Linked DNA regions of Homo sapiens: region 2 is linked to region 1. The links are chromatin loops, found by intact Hi-C in ENCODE. Cell type or tissue: ascending aorta. All regions are shown on one strand. Links, peaks and the distances in the headings refer to the core of each region. The heading gives the core; the rest is flanking DNA.

What was found. Hi-C counts contacts between places; a loop is a spot of excess contacts. Peaks named below come from ENCODE experiments on the same cell type or tissue, not always from the same donor. Only the 100,000 strongest peaks of a DNase experiment are listed, where the experiment ranks them.
Region 2: it touches region 1 in a loop (2.3-fold over the local background); 1 of 110 quality-filtered maps calls a loop at or near these places.

The regions. Positions count from the first base shown.
Region 1 is chr1:47,518,961-47,524,334 of GRCh38, reverse strand. No RefSeq gene overlaps it. Among named protein-coding and RNA genes, the nearest start is that of FOXD2, 84 kb to the right of the region's middle. In ascending aorta, for the core only: no CTCF peak of the experiment used is centred there; a DNase peak (open chromatin) is centred at 2,574; H3K27ac peaks cover 2,835 bases.
Region 2 is chr1:47,654,733-47,660,106 of GRCh38, reverse strand. No RefSeq gene overlaps it. Among named protein-coding and RNA genes, the nearest start is that of LINC01738, 31 kb to the left of the region's middle. In ascending aorta, for the core only: no CTCF peak of the experiment used is centred there; DNase peaks (open chromatin) are centred at 2,596, 3,216, 3,996 and 4,416; H3K4me3 peaks cover 758 bases; H3K27ac peaks cover 4,033 bases.

The sequences.
Region 1 (5,374 bases), core at 77-5,076:
GTGTTCCCAGCCACTTGGGAGGCTGAGGTGGGATCATTACTTGAGCCGAGGCAGTAGAGGCTGCAGTGAGCCATGATTGTTTCACAGCACTCCAACCTGGGTGACATAGCTAAACTCTGTCTAAAAAAAAACAAAAAGAGAGAGAGAGAAAAGAAATAACTCAACTCTGCTTTGAAGGCTAAATAAAGGCCACTCACAGCTTTGTTCCTTCAACAGCAGAAGTTGGCAACTTCGAGATATGAAATCAGAGGCGTGAGCCATTCAGATAGAGAATTTGACACTTGGGGGCAGGGGCGCACCTCTCAGCATCCATATCATCTGCCACAAAGCAAAACAAATTTGCAAGCCAGTCATTGAGTGTGGGAAGTTGCTAGGGAGCAAGGGACAGGAAATGGAAATTGATTACACCTTCCCATTGTCATTCACCCACAATATACAAACTGCCACAGGAGCCTTTTAATTCAGTGTGCTGCCTCTGTGGTTCATTTTCGTGTAATTAAACAGCTCTGAGGCCCTGCTGGGCTTGCTTTTGAGCTCACCATCTTCCACTGCCCCTTCACATCCACCTTCTACCCTTCTTGCTCTCTTCTGTGCCTCCAAGGCTGGCATGTAAGGACTACACTGATAGGACAGTGGAGACTCGGCAGAGTCAGAGGGAGAGCTGGCACACCAGGAATTGGCACATCCCTCTAATTGGAAAGCCACAGCCCCTGGCAGCCAACACCTGCCATAGAACGGTCTCTCCAGTTTTCAGTACCTAGCGGTGGTACTAGCTTCCTGACGTGACCAGCCCCAGAGCACTGCCCCATCCCTTATTGCTTTTTTCAAGCCCTCCCTACACTTTTGTAAATAGTCCCTTCTAGAAACTCACCTCCATACCTAGAATGGGCAAATTCAGAGAGATAGAGAGTAGAACAATGGATACCAGGGGGAGGGGAAGAGAGAATGGGGAGTTCGTGTTTAAAAGGGTACAAAGTTTCGGTTGGGGAAGATAAAACCATTCTGGAGATGGATGATCGTGATGGTTACACAACAGTGCGAATATACTTAATGCCACTGAACTGTATACTTAAAAGTGGTTAAAATGATAAATTTTATGCTATATACATTTTACCAACATAAAAAAAAACTCACCAACATTAGCCAACCTTAGCATGCCATCTGTTTCCTCCTGGCATCCTGCCTGAGATATTTTCCCCCAGTGCTGTTTTCCCCAGCAGGTCCAAAGTCTGTGAATCTTGGACCATGGGAGTTTCAGGACACTGACCTCAAGGTCAGGGCAGCTGGACTCCCACAGGTTATATGCTCGCTGAATGCAATGGAGACCATTGAAACTGAGCTGAATAGAATGGACACTCCTGTGCTACGGACTGAATGTCTGTGTCCTCCTCAAAGTTCATATGTTGAAACCCCAATCTCCAATGTGAGGATATTTGGAGGTGGGGCCTTTGAGAAATTATTAGGGTTAGATTAGGTCATGAGGGTAGAACCTTCATGATGGAATTAATGCGCTTATAAAAAGAAAACATGAGATCCCAATGATTCTCTCACCTCTCTCTCTCTCTCTCCCTCTTATACAGCAAGAAGGCAGCTGTCTACAAGCCAAGAAGAGAGCCCTCACCAGAACCCAACTATGCTGGAAGCTGGCACCTTGGTCTCGGACTTCCAGCCTCCAGAAGTATGAGAAAATTAATTTCTTTTATTAAAGCCACACAATCTATGGTATTTTGTTATAGGAGCCCAAGCAGACTAACATACCTGGGAGGGTGCATAATTCTGGGCTCCCACAGACATACCTGGAAAGGATGGTCACACATGAGGATATTCATGACCTGGTCTGCAAACTTGGTTCCAGACCAATGTTTCTTGTTCTCTGATTGTTTCACATGCCAGTTCCAGCTCCTCACACAGCTGGGGGCCAGGAGATGGATCCTTACTCTGCAAATGTCTATGTGACCTTGGGCAACTCTGTCCCCTCTCTGGGCCTCTGTTTCCCTTTTGTACAATAAAGGAATTAACAGTGATATTCAAACTTTTAACCAGAAGAATCCATTCTTCAAATGAAACCTTAGAGAGAAGCTCAAAGTCAAAGCAAAATAAAATCAGGGCTACTCAGGCTGAGGATGGGGTGGCAGGCCCAGAGCTCCACTTCTTTCCTACATACCCCATCCTGGTAATTTCCAGAAAATACCAGTGTTGTAATTTCTGAACCCTAGGGTTCCATGAGGCACAGTTTGATGATCACTTTCCTAGATGGCCCTGTTTGGCAGGGTGTGGTGGGGACAGTGCTGAGCATGTGTGCTCAGTATAAATGTTTGCCAGTGAATGAAAACAGAACCGGGAAGCACACACAACCCCCTGATCTCTCCTCTCTGCCTCATTTCTCACCCCTCGGAACTGAGCGGAGGGGACTTGGGCCCAGGCCTACAGTTCACTAAACAAGGCTGCTAACTACTCACTCCCTCCTCACCCTGCAAGACTCACTCCCTCCTCACCCTGCAAATAATACTCTGGTGGATGAGGAATTGCCGAGCCCTTGTCTGCCTCCCTCTTGATGGGAAACTTGCAGTTCCCTGGCCGGGGCAGCCTGTTACCTCCGAACACAAGCAAAGGGGCCAGGCTGGGGCCAAGAACAATATTTTGTCAGTGAGTCTATTATAAAAATAATGGAATAAAAGAAGTCACCCTCAATAAGTGATGTGCAAGCTTCCCTTCAATCTGCCACGGCCTGACAAGGGCTAAGATGGCCCTTCCAGAACAGGCATGCAGCCAAGAGCTTTAAATAATCATTAAAAATATGTTTGTGATTTATCACCGGGGACGGGCTGGGCATGAGGCTGTGAGGCAGCAGCTCCTTCAGCACCACACCACAGATCTCACAGCCCCGCCCCTTCCCTCTTCAGCTCTGGCAAGGGGGTAGATGGGCATGGTCACCCTCACCCTCCCAGGTAATCCCTGAGCTGTGACTTCCCAAAGGAGAGGAAATATCCAACTGTAAAAGGTCTATCTCCCTCCCTTCTGGCCAGGGGAGAGCAAATCAAGGTCATGTCGAATGTTTCCCGTGTGTTTAAGGCATTGTTCCAGGAACTGTACACGTATCACCTCATTCAATCCTCCTGACAACCCAATGAGCCCTATGCTAGTATGACTGTGCCATTTTAAGTCTGAGCAAGCTAAGGCATAGAGATTGTAAAGTGCTCCCTGAGAAGTGGACGGGTAGGGATTGGAACCTCATGTGTTTGGCTCCAGAGTGGCCTTAACTGGGTTATGATGCCTCCTAGATGAGGGTGGGGCAGGGCCTTTCTCCTGCCTTCACTCCAGATTCCCAATCACCACCCCCTTTGGTGCCTTCATGGCCTCTGTACAAAGGGAATCCCAGCATCCCTCAGCCCCCAATTCCATTTATCATTTATACCCTGTGAGTAGTAGACATGGAAGCCCCCACTTAGCCCGGCTGTCCTGTACACAACACCTTACCTTCAAGCCCCTTTCTGAGCCTCTGCTGAGGTAAGGCGCAGAGAAAACCCACAAAAATGGAAGATGGCCAACCAAAGTGTGAAGGATTCACCTAAAGGCCCCTGAGTCCAGTAAACCTGATGCTTTGTGGCTGTCCAAGAAGCTGGAGGTGGTCATGCGTGCTTGGCCAAGAAGTCACCTCCTAGGACTACAGAGCAAAGAGGCATGGCTAGGAATCAGGACACGGGCGTCTTGGTCCCAGCTCTGCCCTGGACTTGCCTAGAAACCTGGACAAGGCACTCGTCGTCCTTGGGCTTCAGCTTTATTTTCTGATAAATGATCGTGAAAATACTATTTTATCTTCCAAGGCTTGTAAGAAAGCCAAAGAAGGAAATTTGTTAAGTGGGAGGAGAGGAGGAAGAGAATTTGCAAACTGTAGGGTGCTGGGCCTATGGAAAGACTATTATTATTAGTATTGACTTCCCAGGTGCCAGCAAACTTCTTCCTACATGAACAACTCTCAGGTCAATTAATGCCGGCTTCAAATCCTGGGCCATGCAGTTGGAGCTAGGTTAAAGATGCCTCCTGAGTCAGTGATAGCTCTTCAGCAAGCACAGCTCTTCCTGGAGACAGGGCCCTCCTCAGCAGGCAAGGACAGTGACAGCTCTTCCCCAAAGGCCCACGCTGACCTAAAGAGATAAGTCCTGGCTTATTGTGAGTGACAGACAGGCCAGCCAGGGATGGCCTTGTTCACCAGTGGACGGCTCTGTTTGCTCATGTAGCTCCCTGCACAGATGGACAGAGAGTCTCATGTCACTCCAGTGCTCACCTTCTCCTCTCAGAGGATAGTGTGCCCTTCAGCCAGAGTTCCACAGTCATCAGCAGCCCCAGCCCCACTCCAGGTGCTTATCCTGCTTTGCTGCCCAAAAGCTGCACTCACCGGCCAGTGTCCAGGGCTTTTCTCACATCGAATCTTCAAAGCCACTGTGTGGTCTGTATGGCTGATGCCCATTCTATAGCTAAAGAAACTTAGTTTTAAAAGGATTAACTGCCTTGGGCAGAGTCAAGGCTATACCTCCTCCTGATCCATCATGTCTTCATCCACCCTCCCTCCCTGCCCACACCATCACTGATTCATAACATGATGTATTCAGTCATCCATCAGACATTCTTGGGTGCATCAACCTGTCCTTGGCCCACTGAGTTGGATCAGATAAGGCTCTGGCCTTCAGGGAGCTCACAGTCCAGTAAAACACACTTTGAAATCACAACTCTGAGTAGCACGATGCTGTAGTCAGAGACCTGGGCCCCGGTCCTGACTCCACCCGTTTTTCTATTTTTTTTAGAGACGGAGTCTCAAAACCTTCCCCAGTCAATTCCACCCTCCAGAGGCAAACACTGTTCTGACTTCTAACACACTAGAGATTAGTTTTTTGGTTTTTTGTTTGTTTGGTTTTTGTTTTTTTTTTTGACGAATTCTCGCTCTATCACCCAAGCTGGAGTGCAATGGTGCCGTCTCGGCTCACTGCAACCTCAGCCTCCTGGGTTCAAGCGATTCTCCTCCCTCAGCCTCTGGAGTAGCTTGGATTCCAGGTGTGTGCCACCATGCCAGGCTAATTTTTGTATTTTTATTAGAGATGGGGGTCTCACCATGTTGGCCAGGCTGGTCTTGAACTCCTGACCTCAGGTAATCTGCCCACCTCGACCTTCCAAAGTGCTGGGATTACAGGTATGAGACATCACTCCTGGCCCTGACTCCACTCTTATATAGCCCTCTCTGGCTACCCCCATGCCCTTATTATCATTTCCTATTTATAGGCCAGTTTCTGCCACCAGATCCAGGGACTCTGAAGGATACAGGCACTGAGTCTTATTCATAATAATGATAATAATGCCCTGTGGCCCTTAAGCTGAGGCT
Region 2 (5,374 bases), core at 173-5,172, 140 kb before region 1:
TCAGCATCTTTTCAAATAAAACCATTGTTTTATTGGCTCCTTGATACTCCATCCTATGCCATAATTTACTTAGCCCATCTTTCAAAATTCACTATTAAAAATTGCAGTGTGATGATCATCCTTGTACATAAATATTTGTCTATATCTCTTAGTATTTCCTGGGAAAGATTTATAGAAGTGGAATTACTGAGTCAATAGGTACAGGCTTTTTTTTAGACTTTTGCTAAATACTGCAAATTGTCATAGAAAGAATTGGATTACCCTCCCACCAACAACATTTGAGAGAGCCCCAACCCACCTCCCTAGCACTTTTATCATTTTAAATGAGTGTCTACAAATAAGGAAAATGGGATCTCAATTTAATTTACATTTCTTTGATTTCTAATAGGCCAAATTAATTTTTTTCATATTTCTTGGCCATTTACATGGCCATTTCTGCCCTATTTCTAGTGGGATCTTAATGTTTCTTTTATGACAGGTACTACACCAAATGTTTCTAAGGAGGTCAAATCAACATGTTACTTATTAAATTTCTACCGTGCAGAAAGTACTGAACTAGGTGTTTGGAGAGACGTAAATGAGAGGCAATCATTATTCTTACAGATCTTGTGATTTAGCCTGGCAGACAAGCCCATACACAGAGAAAGCAATTAGAGGGCAAGCCAGACAGTCTATAATCAAGTGCTGAATGGGCAGCTTGGGGCTACGTGCTGTGAGAGCTCAAAGAGGAGAGAACAGACCAAGCAGGCACGGTCAGCGAAAGCTTCTTGTAGGAGGAGCCCCACGCAGGAGCTGTGACATTTAAAATATGACTGTTACACAGCGACACACATTTCTCTTTCCTCCAGCACAGAGGATGATGTCTCAATGGCTCTCTTAGCACTCTTCAAGGAAATCAGTCTTAAAGAGATAACTTGTTGGTCATTGCCAAGGCTCAGTCCAGCTAGCATTGGTTGACCACTGTCATCATCGCCATGGTAATGACAGTGACAGCACTGATATTTATTGTACTCTGACCATGGATAGGCACAGGGTACAATAACTTTATATTAATTAACTCATTTAAACTCCTGACAAGTCTGTGAAGTAGGTATTATTGGCACCCTTTTTCCAGATGTGGAAACTAAGATTAAATAAGTCACTCATAAGGGCATTAATGAAAGTGTCAGAGCCTGGTCTCTGGCCCATGTTTGTCCAACTCCAGCAAGCATGCTCACCATGCAGGCTTGCTGCAACTGCTGTGGCCAAAAACCTTTTCCACCCACCCAACACATCCCTTCTTCCTCCAACCAGAGCCTGAAGTCACACCGTTCTGGCACTTCCTTTGGCATGATTGACAAAGCCACACTTACCTTGAGGGGAAAAAATGAGAGTCACAGAAGTTCAGCAAAAACTCCCTGAGCATGTGCTAGGGTCAGGGTGAGGCACCGGAGTCCCCACCCGGCATGGGAATGACGGAGGAGTAGATGACCACAAGACTGGGAGAGGGGAGCACCAGGAGCTTGGAGATGGGGGTTGGGGGTGAAGCCCGGGTTGGGAAAATCTTCTTGGAGGACATGGCACCTGAGTCAGTGCTGAAAGATGGAGGAATTAGCCAGGCAGAGGGGCACTCTAGGAAGAGGGGACAGCCCAGGCAAGAGCCGAGGTGGAAGCCAGGGTAGAGGGGAGGGCAGATCACAGCATGCCCTTCATCACAGGGCATCACGCTGTGTCGTCCTCCTCTGTGGACCCATCTGTTCTGCCCAACAAGCTGTGTCCTCCCCCAGGGCAACGACTACATCTGACTCTCACCTGGGAGCCCTGCAATGACCTGAGGCCTGGCACATGCTGGGGAGGGGGTACACATGTGTGAATGAAGGACTTAATGACCAAATAGGTGGGGCTTGTCTGTGCAACCAGACTATGCACAACCTGAGGACAAAGACCAATGTCCTTCTTCATCTGTCCCTCAATACCATGTTGTCAAGCACAAGTCTGTTAGAATGTAGCACTAATAATTACTTTTATTAGAGCAAACTCTTACACAGTAACGATTTACAGGCCCTACTCTAAGTTGCTTTACACCTATCTTCTCATTGGATCCTCAGAAAAACTCTGCAGTATCCATTTTATATATCAGAAAACCAAGGCTCAGAAAGGTTGAGTAACTTGCATATTTAATGTCTCTCAAGTGTCACTTGAGAGACACTAAATAACAGAACTCTAAAGCACAGGTATGGGAATCTGGCTACACCTAGGTTCAGGTCCCAGCTGTACCACTTGGCTGCTGTGGAATCTTCATGACTTACATTCTCTAGCCTCAGTGTTGCCATTTGTGAAATAGTAACAATACCAACTTCACGGGTTTCTGGTGGGGAGCAAATTATATAAATGTGAAGCACCTAGTTCAGTGCTTGGCACATAGTAGGTATTCAGGAACTGGTAGCATCATTTTTGCCCTGCAGTCACGATAGCTCTCTTCCCAGGGAAGGGGGCCATGTGTTGCCCTCCTATTCTTCTTGGTCCCCTGTCTCCTCAGACACGACCTCCTCCTGCCCCGCATGAGCCACTCGCAGGAAGACGTGTGAATCAGATCCGCTCCGCTTGGGCCTGCTGTTTCCCAATCAGCAGACTTCTTCCATATAGAGCAATCTTTTCCATTGCTCCCCGCTGCCAGCAAAGACCAGCATTAGAGAGCGTCTTGGCTCCCATCGGAAGAAAAACAAACTTTGCAGAAAAATAAACACTTTTTTTAAAAGTCCCGTGGTTTTACATTCAAGACCTAATAGTTTTTCCTTTCTTTTTTTCCCAGATACCACAAATCTTCTGCTGGAGGGGAAAAAAAAGGGAGAGCGACCAAGGAGGGACTTCTAGATTGTTCTTCCATGCAAACATGACCCAAGATGGCTGCATTCAAAGTCCCAGGACCCATGTCTGTGCTACAGTGAGAACTCTCAGCCGCAGCTCCTTCGAGACTTGAGTCCTCTCTTCCCCACTCCTCCTTACTTCCATGGCTCCAGAAAGGGTAAGTCTGGGCACCTCTCCTCACCCTCTCCCATTGCTCCTGGGCTGTAATAGGCAGAGGCACAGGCATAAATGTCAGGGAGGCCCAGACGGAGGCTCTCGTGTGATAGGCCTGGGACAGCTCCACTCCAAAACATAGTTGCCTCCCCACAGTGAGGCTGGCTGGCCAAAGGCCATCCTGTTCCAGTGACAAGTCTAAAATAGGAAACCGTTTCTTAGAGAAACACGAAACCATTGCCTCTGAGAACACAGAGTCCCCCAGCAAAAAGAAACAGCCTCTGATCTGGAGGGCAATTTCTTGGCAGCCTCCATTCCACCCATCCCTCAACAGGGCAGGGAAGAGAAGGTCCAAGTGACCTGGGCACTGGCTGCATGGCCAGGGGGAGCTGTGCCCCTCATACATGCCTATGTTTGCTCATCCCGAGCCACCAATGTGTCAGTCTGCAGTGGGTAGCGGGAGAGACTGGTGGATGTGATGATTTAGAGGCAATACAAACAAGGCACCTTCTGCAGGAACCGACACTTATTAGGTGCTCTCCTCATCTCTGTTAACCCTGGTACCCATGGCTTCTGAAGATCTGGAAACATCCCGAGTAGTAGACAATATTTTTTGTGCATATCTTCACTGGTGAAAACATTTATCAAATTCTCTAAGGGGACAAATACCCCAAAAGGCTAAGAATCACTGGCTTTTTTATTCAACTTTTTAATTGAGAATTGAAATCCTTAGAAACAAGGACCTGTCTTATTCATCTTGGTGTCATCACAGTGTAGGAAAAGACCTGGCATTTTGGACGTCCAGTGGAATGAATGAATGAATGCGTGAATGAGTAAGTGAGTGAATGAATGACAGCTTATTCATTCAGGGACTTCAGAGCTTGGTAGAGAAACTATAGAAAAAATAATAAAAGGCAGAAAATGATCAAAGTCAAAGGAAATGGAAAAATAAAGAGTTGTAGAGGCTCTGAGTGGACATAAGTTTCTCTGGCAGGGCTGGCGAGGGGAAATGGCTGGCAGAGTGGAGCTGGGACAACTGGTGGGAGCCAAGGGAGGGGAGGTTCAGTAGATAAACTGGGGAGAGAGCTGGGAAGTCATTCAGGAAACATGGTGAAGAAAGAAATCACAAACTTTATAGAGACACGAACTTTTTTTTTTTAACTGTGGTTTTGCATATGAGGCCTAATGGTTTTTCCTTTCTTTTCCCATACAAGCTGTCCAGTTTGGCTAGAGGAGAGGATATGTTCGAGGAGTGGTGGGAAAGAGGTTTGGAAACAGAGGTTGGGGCCAAATCCTGGGGGGCCTCAGATGCCAATCTCTGCCAGCCCAGCCCTGAAGCAACAGAGCCATTTGGCACAGGGAGGAGAGGCTGAAGGGATGGAAGCCCAACCTGCCCCAGCTGGAGGAGCTCCAGCAGGGCTCCAAGTGAGGGATACTGAGGCAGCAGGGCCAGGGCAGGCTGGATGGAGAAAGGGGACAGATATGAGCGGCTGGAAAGGGGGACTCAGGCATCTGGAAGCTGACTTCATGTGGGGTTGATGAAGAAAAAGCTGTCCTTAAAGAGTCCTCTGGTTTTCCCCAGAGGCTGGTTATGGGCCATTTTTTGGACTCAAATAACAGCATATTTTAAAAGATAAGATTAATCTCAGTTATACATATATATAAAGCAAGATTTTTTAAATGAGCAAGACTGAAATAAATATGTGGAATAGGCACAAACTGATGTTTTCTCTAGTTTCGTCTGTGTTTCATGATTGCTTCCTAAGTCTCTGGTTTTCTCCCAGCCCTAAGCACCCTCACCCTGCTGCCTCAAGGCATTCGTTCACTAAGATTCTGCCTTGAAACACTGTCCTCCCACTCTCTCTCAATAGCTCCTTCCAGCATGCAGCAGCCTTCTTGTGCAATGAAAATGATGTTGATATAATGCTGGATTTTGCTAAACGTCTTTAGCCAAAGTTACTATCATCATAGATAATATGTTAGAAACCCAAACCTTCCAACCCAGTTCTCTCCGCACTCCATACATGAAGCTCTATTCATTACAATAACAATAGCAACAGCTACCACTTCTGTCTGTGCCTGCTCTGTAACAGGTGCTGCTCTGAGCACTTCACATCTACCAACTCATTTTATTCTCACAAAAATCCTCATGGGGTGGATGCCACCATAATTCTCACTGACAGATGGTAAACTGAGGCACAGCCTTTGGCTAATGAATGGCCAAACCAAGATTCAAACCCAGGATGTGTCTTTGGGGTTCAGGTTGTACACCCCCACTCTTGGCTGCTTGTCATTTGGGACCCAGTTCTTCCCTTCACACAACCCCATGGATAGGCTTCATTGGTGGGGTTAATCACTCATAAGACTTTGATGC